3 separate regions of the Homo sapiens genome follow, and all the other regions are linked to region 1. A link is an interaction called in ENCODE POLR2A ChIA-PET data of the cell type or tissue named here. Cell type or tissue: GM12878. All regions are shown on one strand.

Region 1 (4,000 bases):
ATTCTTAGTAGAGACAGGGTTTTACCATATTAGCCAGGATGGTGTCAAACTCCTGACCTCAAGTGATCTACCTGCCTCGGCCTCCCAAAGTGCTGGGATTACAGGTGTGAGCCACCGCACCTGGCCTCAAAGCATTTTAATAAGCCTTCAGGACTAGGCTTTGGCCCAGACCAGGTTTCGCTCTCTCTCCTCTCAAAGTTTTCTGAGATCTTCTTCCTTGTCCCTACCGTGAGAGGTGCCCTGTAGTCCTCCAGTGGGCGCTGCCTTGGCCTACAGCCTTTGGCCTTCTCCAGCGAAGTATCCCTGCTGGGGTAACTGTCCTAGGAGAAGTTCAATTTCTGGGAATTAGCACAGAATTCCCTCCACTCAGGGCTCTCCCAGGACGACCTTACCATGTTTCTAGCCTCAGCCCAGTGTCTACCAGCCGTAGTACCTCATCTTGTGGAGGGAGTCCAGGGAGCGAAAGAGTGACATCTGTTTCCTAACCTCTACATCAGCAAATGCATCTGAGTTCTGACAGATACAATTAGCCTCAATGTAGCTGATTTCCACAGCTCTAAAAACCATCTCCTTGGGGAAGAAAACCTCTCCCCATAAAAGAAATCAAAGATGGACAGAAGAAGGGAAAAGAACAGCCACTTTTTGAGATCCTACTAAGTGACAATGTGCCAGATGTTTTATTCAGGTCATCCCAGTTGGCCCTCCACAGTCCTGTGTGTCTGGTTTTATTTCTTCCCATTTTCAGTGGGAAAACAGTGGCTTAAAGAAGCAAATGACTTGACTAGCCAAAGCCTCACGCTTGGGAAGCATTAGAGCTGAAATTCAGGTAATGGTCCGCCCCAGACTTCTTGAGCCCGCATGTTAAATGCCAATAAGACAAGAGCAGAATTTTCCAACCTGAGGCCCACAGACTCCCTAGCAGCCCCTAGATGGGCTTTGGGGTTATCAGAATGTCCTGAGACTGGGGTGATGTGTCTTTTGTGAGTGGGGAGTCACTCTGAATGCTCCCACATTGCCTCCCCTGCTCCTCCCATAGTCTGAACACCGATGCTTCGATCACGTGCAGAACTACCCACCCTGCTCTTCTGCCATTTCCTCTATTGTTATCTTTTCATTATAGTCTTGAGAGCCATCTTCTTGCCATCTTATTTAAACAACTGTTGAAAGGGAATCCCTTTTGGAGAATGTGCTGGAGCGAGCCACAGCTGCCCCTGTGGCAGCTGCCCCTGTGACAAGCATCACCACCCTCAAGCTTTCATCAGATTCTCAAAAGGGTCCAGAAACCAAAAAAGGATTGAAATCTAGTCAGGAACACTTCTACAGTCTTTTTTTCCTTTAACAAATAAAAACTAAAAATGCTGCTGAAAGTATGGTAAGTGTCTTCCAAAGGTGTCCATTCAGAGATGCAGAGGCACCCACAGAAAAGCCCTCAAGTGACCACATTTCATCTTGGCACAATAAAATTATTATTTGTCACTGAAGGTGAGAAAGTAGAATACCAATGCATGTTGCAGAGGCTTTTAACACAGAGGAAGGAAGTTGTGGTTTGAGTAGAGGAGGAAACTGCAGTAAAGGTCTTTGATCTTTGTATTTCACAAAAAGCAACTGAAAATGTAAATAACTGTCTCCTTCAATGCCACTTGACAGTTAACAAGAAACAGTTTAGCAATTTTATCACATACATGCACAACTGCTTTTGCCTTTTTACCAGGCTATGATAGATAACTGGAGAGAGCATGAGTCAAATGGAGCAACAAGGAGCACGCTGGCTCAGATGCTCTTCCAGTGCAATATCAGAATGGTCTTTTTTTTTTTTTTTTTTTTGAGATGGAGTCTCACTCTGCAACCCAGGCTGGAGTGCAGTGGCACAATCTTGGCTCACTCTGCCACCTGGGTTCAAAAGATTCTCCTGCCTCAGCCTCCCGAGTAGCTGGGATTACAGGCACCTGCCACTGCACCTGGCTAATTTTTGTAGTTTTAGTAGAGATGGGGTTTCACCGTCCTGAAAGGCTGGTCTTCAACTCCTGACCTCGTGATCTACCCGCCTCGGCCTCCCAAAGTGGTGGATTACAGGCATGAGCCACTGTGCCCAGCCTAGAATGGTCTTAAGAAAGACCAAAAAAGCTTATACAGTCAAGACCATTTATTAAGTGCCAACTGTTTAAGACCTCCTCCCAAGGCCAACCCTGATGCAATGGAAACCTTTCAGTGCCAAGAGGCAGGAAGGCACAGCCTACATGATGCACTGCACACACAGCTGGGAAACCAAAAAAAAAAAAAAAAAAAGGTGGGAAACGTAGAAGAGAGAAAAATATAGATTTCAAAGCTAATTAAACAGAAAGAGAGAAACAGATGTGAGGGACAAAACTTGCCAACACCAAGCCCTTGGGAAATGATACAGATTCCCCTAGGAGAGTTCACAGGCGGCAGACTTCTGGAAAACCTGCAGGAAAGAGGGAATGCTGTCATTTGCAAGAACGCTATCAGTTCACAACTAGTGTGCCTTCCTGTAATATTTATCTAATAATATTATTTTAATATCAATTATCAGTTGGGCAAGAGGTGCAAAATGCCACATGTTGCACCACAAGAAGTTTGCTCATCTGTAAATTACAGGGGTTAGAATAAACTTCTAACTTCTCTAAGTAACATGATATTAGTATTTTTCAAGGTGCTGTTTGTGATTTGATTTTTCCTTGCAATGAGGCTCTTTAGCAAATGAAGGCTGGCTTTTAAATCACATGTGCAGACTCCAAAGGACAGTACTAGCTACTGATAAACATGGGGTGTCTGCAAAACTCTGGCTTGTTTCCAAGATTGCTCCAATGGGAAAACAATTAAAACTACATTCTCACTATTAAATTAGAATAATTTCCAAATAAATCTTGAAGGACATATACATATATACACACAGTCTTACTAAAATACACTTGCATTTCCATGATTCTAAAATACCATTGGTTGTAAGATGCACAATTTAACGCAGAATTTTTTGGGGAAAAGACTGTAGTATTATCTGTGCACCTGCATTATACAACATATCTCCAATTGAGAATTGTTAAAAAATGAAAAATATGCACCTTAGAATTGAAACACGATGGTATGAATGGATACATAGAGATGCTTAACTATATGCATCTATCCATCTTTCCAGAAATTTTTCTCTACAAGGAACCTTGGCAGAAGCTGCTCATTTGTGTGTTTGGTTCTTTCTAACACTGAAAAACACAGAAGCTAGCAAAAGATTTTTTTAAGTTGTACAAAAAAAGTACTGTATGTACACCTTCTGACTCAGCAATTACACTTCCAGAAACTTATAAATATAATTGCTTGTATGTAATGACATATAAACGTGGTTGTTTATTGCAGCATTATTTATAACATAAAAATCAGTAAAGAACAAGAATGTTCAACAATAAGCGAATTCTTAAACCATAGTATATTTGTGGACTTGGAATACAGAATACATATCTTAATATGGATTTAGAATATGGAATACTACGAAAGAAAAAGAATGAAGTAGATTTCTCTCCTTCCTAATATGAACTGATGTTCAAAGTATTTAATGTGGAAAAAAGGCGAGTCCCAAAGAGTAATTTTCTGTATGTCATCAACTATAAAATGTACATCATTTCATATTTTAACATATTTGAAATTGGGCTGTACCAATCAATAGCATCTTAAGAGTCCACAAAAAACAGTAGTTTGATCCTATTTGTACATATATGTATGAAACGTGCATGCCTTAATATGCATAGGAAATTTCTGGGAAGCTACTTTTAACTGTAAAGTAGAAAAAGAGAAAGATGTCTTATTTGTTTTATTTTACTTTACCCTATAGCCTTTATTTAAGTATGAGGTGTTTCCTTGAATACATATTACTTCTGAAACAAACCAACCAACCAACCAAGTATAAACCATTCTAGGCTCCTAAAAGGTAATGGCTTGGATAATCACTGGGACAGGGTATCCCTTTTGGGAAAATCACTCCTAGGAAAAT
Region 2 (4,000 bases), 69 kb after region 1:
AGTAGAGATGGGGTTTCACCGTGTTAGCCAGGATTGTCTAGATCTCCTGACCTCGTGATCCACCCGCCTTGGCCTCCCAAAGTGCTGGGATTACAGGCATGAGCCACTGCGCCCGGCCTCAGACAGAAAATTCATCTTGTAAACAGATGACATAAACTTTACAATATCAATAAATACAGTACACTACTGTATGTACTCATGATTTTCATAACATTTTCTTTTTTCTAGCTTCCTATAAAACACATATACAAAATATGTGTTAATTGACTATATTAATAATAAGGTATCCAGTAAACACTAGGCTATTAGTAGTTAAATTCTGGGGGGAATAAAAAATTATGATTTTCATCTGTGCAGGGGTCAGCATCCCAATCCTTATGTTGTTCAAGGGTCAACTGTATATTGACCTTGTATCCTGGGACCTTGCTATACTTGTGAATTTATTTTGTAGATTCTTTGGGATATTTTATAGAAAATTATGTTTTCTGTGAATAAAGACAGTTTTATTTCTTCCCTTCCATTTATATACATTTTATTTCCTATTATTGTGTTACTGCATTAGCTAGGAATTCCAGTGCAATGTTGAATAGGAGTGGTAAGAGGGGACATAATATTGAGTTTACATCATGTTTACAACGATAACCTGTGGCTATCAGATTCAAAGTAAAGACAAATGATTTTTATATTATCGATGTCTCACTGTCCCCCATCAAGGTATAGTGAAGAGTTAATTACGTATATTGCATCTTTTTGCTTTCAAATCCTGCCATCCTGGGCAAAAGAAATCTCATGGGTTAATAAATATATGTGTCATCAGTAACAAATCCACTTATAAATAATATTTAGCTTATGAATTTCCTGACTTTCAAAATTTATAAAATGCTTTGAAAACTTACCATGGACTAAACTATTGGCAGGTGCTACAAGAGTATCCCACAAACATACGTTTCTGGAAAAAAAAAAAAAGATTACTTCTGAGTGACACAAAAGCTAACAATAAAAAATATGTCATATATAACTGTGTGACCTTTAAACCTTGCTGTCACAGAAGGTTCTTAAATTTATAAAAGCAACAAATACAAGTAACCAACAAATTTATATGAAACTAATTTTTATATAAAAAAAAGAATGCAGTGGTGGAATCTTGGCTCACTGCAGCCTCGACCTTCTGGGCTCAAGCAATCTTCCCACCTCAATGTCCCGAGTAGCTGGGACTACAGATGTGTGCCACCATGTCTGGCTAATTTTTTAAATTTTTTTTTGTAGAGATGGAGTCTCCCTATGTTGCCCAGGCTGGTCTCAAATTCCTGGGCTGAAATGATCCTCCTGCCTCAGCCTGCCAAGGCACTGGGATTACAGGCATGAGCCAACATGCTCTGGCTACAATTTTTTGTTTTTTTTTTTTTTTGAGATGGAGTTTTACACTCTTGTTGCCTAGGCTGGAGTGCAATGGTGTGATCTTGGCTCACTGCAACCTCTGCCTCCCAGGTTCAAGCGATTCTCCTGCCTCAGCCCCCAGAGTAGCTGGGATTACAGGCACCTGCCACCACGCCTGGCTAATTTTTTGTATTTTTAGTAGAGATAGGGTTTCACCATGTTGCCCAGGCTGGACTCAAACTCCTGGCCTCAAGTGATCCGCCCACCTCGGCCTCCCAAAGTGCTGGGATTACAAGCATGAGCCACTGTGCCCGACCCACAATTTTTACAGAAAATTTAAAGCTACTATTATAGCTTAAAAATTTGAATAACTTTAGATTAACATGCGTTTACAAATAATAATATATGAAGTCTGAATATGGAAACTTCTTTTTGTATTCACTGAATCTCTAACAGTTGGACTGACATACATTAACAGGAGAGATGCTGAATTTTCTTAAGCACAAAGAAAACTTGTTTCTACTGTGTGGGGGGACCAACATACGTAAGAAATATCTACGGAAGACGAGCTGAAGAATCTATAGTCTTACAATCCTGTTTCTAGTGCAAAGTGTGGCCTTACAGATAAATATATAAGCTAAGCAAACTCAGTGGGCCTTGATCTCAGAACTCAGTTATATAACAGAAATCAAAAGAGGCAGACAGATACTGGGGCAGGAGATGACACTTTCTTACAACCACAGCTTTTGGGGGTGGGGCTGGAATAACATGGCCAATAAATAATAGTTTTTAGAATAAAAATACTGTATCTAAAGCCATAAGTAAACTTTAGTCAAACACAAGGACAGAAACAATAAAAAAAAGTTCAGCTATACTTTCTCATACTTCAATTTTAGCTATCATCTCTTACCTATTGTCAGTTGAAAGACCAGCTGTAGCTATCAGAGAGGAGGAACTAACGAAGACAAAATCATTGGCTGTTTTGTTATGACACTGCCAAGTCTGGAATGGTTACAAACAATACGTGTTACTCCTCTCACTAAAAATGTCATAACCAGGTAAATGTATTCTTCGAAAAGTGATCATGTAGTTTCTGGCTTTCTTAAATCCTCTGTATCGTTTTTTTCCTTTGAACTTTAGAAAAATTGTAAAAGTAATACAGAGAACTTTCATATACCTTTTACCCAGATGCAGCAACTTTTTAACATTTTGGCACATTTGTTTTGCCTCTACTTCTCTTTCATATTTGTAGACACCCACGCATACACACACTTTTCCTGAACTATTTAAGTAGGCTGCATATATCATGACCCGTTATGAATCTCTTTGCTTTTGTTCAACCAAAAGTTCAAAGGAAAACATGAGGTTAAACTTAAAGACCTTCTCCTAGCATAGTGAAAATTTCTGTTTCAGAAGATAGAAACTAGAATTTTAGATGATACCAGACTTTTGTTAAATAATTGACATATATTTTTCAAAAATATTTAAGCTTTTAAAAATTCAAGTACATGAAAAAAATTACTAATAGTCATCAAAATTAGAAAACATATAGCATTTTTCAATATTCTACCAAACAGTACACTTAATTATGAGGTTTCTTCATTTATAAAAGCTTCAAAATTATGTTTTACATATTTCTCTTTAATAAAAAATGATTTTTTTTAAGTATCCCAAAATCACCACACCAAAGATTATTCCTTTGAGCCAACTCCCCATTTCCCCTGGAACACTACTGGAGCTGGGCTAGATGATGTGTCCTTAAAACAGACAAAATCCTCTTAATCTCCAAAAGCCAGTTATTCATAATTTAAACCAATTCATTTTTTTAAAAGTTAAAAAAAACAGTCCCTTAGAGAACAAACTTATACATCTAAATCTTTAAGCTTAATAAAAATATGAGAAACAGTTAATATTCTTTCAAGGTACCCTAATCAATCCTCCCATGCTTGCTTGCTTTTACTTAGATCAGTACTGTATTCTAGCAATTAACCTTGGGCAAATTACCAGAATCTTAACCTATATTCTTAACTTTTTTTCTGATAGGAATTGCTTAGTCCTATAAAGAGCTTCACTGAAGATATGAAATATAAATTCAGTATTCTATGAAGCCACAGAAAGTTCATAAAAGCCTGCATAATCCTAAATTAAAAGAGATGAACAAGAAAATAACAGTACCAGCTATAGGATGTCCTTTTCACTTTGTTTGTTCATAAGAGATAATTGCAGAAAAATAACCAGACGCATTGGTCTGGTAATCATTCTATTTAGGCATAATATAATAACCAGTTTAGTGAGGTTAGAAAAGGGCTCTAGTAATCCACAAGATGTATAGGTATCTGGGGGTATCATGTTGCTTCTATACATGTCAACTTCCCAAATTATCAGAGACTAAGGAATTTTATGCTTCACAGAGTAATTTTCACATAACACAAGGACAGAATCTTACAGCAAAGTGACTGAGAACACAGGACTATATTTTATTTATTAGTTCTATATTTCTTGTCTCAAATACGTATTCTTGGTTTATTTAAAATGAAAATTCAAATTTTATTTAAAGGTAGAAATTCTTGGCTTACCAGGTATGGCTTAGGCATGCTTCCAGTAACTGGACAACATTTCCAGT
Region 3 (4,000 bases), 80 kb after region 1:
GGCTCACTGTAACCTCCACCTCCTGGGTTCAAGTGATTCTCCTGCCTCAGCCTCCTGAGTAGATGGGACTACAGGCGTGTGCCACCACGCCCAGCTAATTTTTTGTATTTTTAGTAGAGGTGGGGTTTTACCATGTTAGCCAGGTTGGTATCAATCTCCTTACCTTGTGATCTGCCCGCCTTGGCCTCCCAAAGTGCTGGGATTACAGGCGTGAGCCACTGTGCCCGGCCCAGATATCCTTTTTATAAACGACTGAGTTTGATATTTTGTATCTGGCAGATCGCCAAAATTTAGAAGGAAAACTATAGAATCTGCTTCTGCCTGTATGTTTGTGTATGACTTTATATATGTTAAATATATGTAATATTTTTCTATCACCAGATGGTATTGTCAAAATTAATTTTTAATAATTATATCTAACGCACTTAAAATAAGCACTTATATAAATTAAGTATTCCTTAAACTTTTAGAAAGATAGAAACAGACCCAAATGTTTTTCAAGTTCATCTGATGTGGGATAATCTTTGGTAAATGAAAGCAAATTTAAGTTTGTTGGTTTAATTAAAGCAGGCATATCCTTAAGAGTTACCAGCACTAAATATAATGTGATATACAACTTTTATTTTACTTAGGCTTACTAGTCAAATACACTCATGTTATCTTTGTTACAAAATTTGTCAGCAAAAAATAAATAATGACTAACTTGATGGCTGGCCTTGTCTGGTGTTATGTCTACTTCAAAACAGTTTTCCAAATCCCTTTGACAACTTATACCCTTAGTATTTCATTAAGTTAAATTAAATGATGGATATTAATTGAATATCTAGATCACTTCCAAATTACATAAAATACTAAAACATTAATTGCTAAACATAAGCTTATCTACTTTTGGCTTCTTATTGCAGAAGAATAAAGATATTTGGGTCTGTTAGTAAAGGTGTCCTGTGACACACTGAAAAACTATACTATGAAAAAGAACATGCTTCTGTAAATTATGAAAGATATAGATTTGCTACTCTATAGAATGCTGGTGTGACTGACAGTGCACAACTGCTTATTACCTAGTTTTCACTAGAAACTAACATTACTAACAGTTAAGAATTCTAATCAATATATGTAATTAAAACTACTGAAAATAGATAAATAATTTTGTATGTCAGGAAAGTAAGATGTTTTTGGAATGTGAAGCTATGAGGTATGAAGGATGTTTTTCTTATGGGAAAAAGAATAATTTTTGTCCTAAAGCAGACTGTTCCATATTGGGAAAGAGGAAGAGTACAGAACAAAATATGCATGGATACGAGAATGCTATACAGGGTTTGTGTAAGAGGAATTTGGAAAAATAATTTTATGTGTGGCCAAGCTGGCTAATATGTGTGTATTTATATATGTTATTAAAAGAATGATGAGCCTTAATATCAGAAGTACATTGGTGCAAAGTTTTACTGGAGTATTGGTTTTCTCTTGACAAGAGATTATGAAAGGTTTTCCTTTACCTTTTAAGCAATCTGACCACAAAATCGAGATTTTGTTTTATCAAGATAATTTCCTGTGCTTCATGTCTTTTTAGGTCTTTGATTACCTAGACCTAATGTTAATATTATTATTTTTACCTTTTAAGCAATCTGACTACAAAATCGAGATTTTGTTTTTTTGTCTTTTTTTTTTTTCCTTTATTGTGGAGAATGGGGTCTCCCTATATTGCCCAGGCAGGTCTTGAACTCCTGGGCTCAAGCTATCCCCACACCTCTGCCTCCCTAAGAGGTGGGATTACAGACATGAGTCACCGCGCCCAGCCGAGATTTTGTTTTATCAAGATAATTTCCTGTGCTTCATGTCTTTTTAGGTCTTTGATTACCTAAGACCTAATGTTAATATTAACATTATTATTAAATTAGCTATATTTCAATATTAAAATATCTAAGGTTTTTTTCCTACAACATTAAAATAGCTAAGGATTTTTCTACAACAACATAACTTTCTGTATTTGCCTTTGATGTCTTTTAATTATCACTCTGGTTAAATATTTTTCCACAGTAACCTTACTATAATCAAGTGTTTTAAACTGTTTGATATTTTTGACAAATTTCCCAAAAATACATTATAAATGAAGTACTTTTGACCTCACTCTAACTTTGCGAGTTTCCAAAGGGCCCTTGCAATATCTCAAAAAAAATTTGTTCTCACTCCCTCTAAAAAGAAGAATGTTAAAATAATTAGGCTTAATTGATATGTTAAATTGCATGGGAAGCATTGTCAAATAACGGTGATACCTTCTTATATTATATTTGTATGGGTATATACTATTAGATAAGTATTCCAGAAATTGCATGAAGGTTCTAAAAATCTGATGTGTCCTTGTATAATGTTATCAGCCATACTTTCAGTTATTTTGTTAAAATATTGTATGCCACAGAAGCAATCAAATTTACTTGTCAATTGTGCATTATGATAATGAATTGATCTTTAGTCATGGCCATGTTAAGTCTTTTGTCACTGACAGATGGTTATTGTTTCTCCTGATCTTCACTGAAAGTGTCTGCAAGTAACTATAATCCTAAAGTGCTCTGTCTTCAAGGAGATTCATAGAAAAGACTCTGAAAGGTACTGGTTTCTGATAACATTTAGATCCTATCATTGGACAGTGTAAGAACTTCCAGAACTCTAAGGGAAAAAACTTATAAATTCATTAAACTGCTAACCAAGATCAAGTCGAACAAGAATTAAGTATGAGAGGCTGAATAACTTATTGAAGAAAATCTATGGTTTTTTAATAATTATGGTTTTGAAACATTGCTAGGTCTTTATTTTGTTTTCCAGATTTAAGAAAACTTTTTTCTTTTCTCTTAAGCTATTCAGTAGTTTATGGAAATTTGGCAAAGTATGCCTTCGTGAACAAAGATAAAACAATTACTTTTTCTCTCTACCTGATCCCTCCAGAATTTGGAAGCTATTAGTGAGTATTCTTATTTTCATGGCAATATAGTTATTTGCATAAGTTCAGTAAGAATCTGTTCTTTACAGCTTGCCAGGAGTAAAAGCAAAAAGAACCTGTCCTTCTTATAGCAGGACATAATTGGAAACATCGGTCGTATTACCAAGGCTTTGACTCATATATCATATTGGAGACTATGCACAGAATCAGATATCACCCAGACAGCTTTAAGGAACCAAAGGCTGACAGAGCAAATAAGATACCTTGAAAAAAAACCAAAAAACAGAAAAACTGGCCTGGTACTGTACATATATAGTCCCTTACATGGTTGCCTTACAGAAGAGTAAAGACTATCACTTCCTGGCAGACAAAGGAACCCCAGGATTTTCTGAGGACCTCAAGAAAAGAGCAATCAACCCAAATCTATAGGACTGCAGGTGAAATCAGATGGCAAGTCCTTGGCTTGACTTCTGAGCCTCAAGAGGTTTTTAAAAATCTTATCTGAGATTCCTTATTAATGTTCCAGCAGAGCAGACTTCACTTTTACTCAGCTAGGCTTATATAGAACCTATCAAGTGTATGATTTCAACAAATACTTATTAAAAAGGGAAAACACATTAAACATTTTAGAAGGGGAAAAAAATTAAACAGGGAAAACACATTAAACATTTTAGAAGGGAAAAAAAATGACCCAGTGTGACATAAAATACATATTTGGTCTTTGTCCCTGGATCCTGGCATACAGCTACTAAAACCCATGGAAGAGCACCTGAATTTATGCTAATGCAGTGTCTTAGATGGGGTCCCACAGATAGCCTAAAGCATTGAAACTTTCAGTTCCACTCGCCAACCTCCAGAAAAGGGTGGGAAAGGGAGCTGGAGATTAAGTTCTATAAAAACTCTTGAACAAGGAGATCTGATGAGCTTCTTGGCTGGTGAACACATCCATGTGCCAGGTTTGTAGTGCACCCTAACTCCAAGGGGAGAGAAGCTCCTCTGCTTAGGAGTCTTACAGACCTCATTCTATGTACTTTTCATCTGTTTCTTTTATAATAAACTGATAAA

What was found. ChIA-PET counts read pairs that join two places held together with the same protein. Peaks named below come from ENCODE experiments on the same cell type or tissue, not always from the same donor. Only the 100,000 strongest peaks of a DNase experiment are listed, where the experiment ranks them.
Region 2: POLR2A ChIA-PET joins it to region 1 with 5 read pairs; 6 of 35 experiments call an interaction of 5 or more read pairs at or near these places.
Region 3: POLR2A ChIA-PET joins it to region 1 with 9 read pairs; 4 of 35 experiments call an interaction of 5 or more read pairs at or near these places.

Annotation. Positions count from the first base shown.
Region 1 is chr5:119,306,679-119,310,678 of GRCh38, reverse strand. It overlaps a transcript of TNFAIP8 not described here. Among named protein-coding and RNA genes, the nearest start is that of TNFAIP8, 47 kb to the left of the region's middle. In GM12878, no CTCF peak of the experiment used is centred here; a DNase peak (open chromatin) is centred at 1,598; H3K4me3 peaks cover 1,464 bases; H3K27ac peaks cover 2,416 bases.
Region 2 is chr5:119,237,368-119,241,367 of GRCh38, reverse strand. DMXL1 (Dmx like 1) reads right to left here. Exons shown (of 44, transcript NM_001290321.3): 40 at 3,954-4,000; 41 at 2,288-2,379; 42 at 897-949. Among named protein-coding and RNA genes, the nearest start is that of MIR5706, 85 kb to the right of the region's middle. In GM12878, no CTCF peak of the experiment used is centred here; no DNase peak of the experiment used is centred here.
Region 3 is chr5:119,226,831-119,230,830 of GRCh38, reverse strand. The region is part of intron 38 of DMXL1 (Dmx like 1); the gene reads right to left. Among named protein-coding and RNA genes, the nearest start is that of MIR5706, 74 kb to the right of the region's middle. In GM12878, no CTCF peak of the experiment used is centred here; no DNase peak of the experiment used is centred here.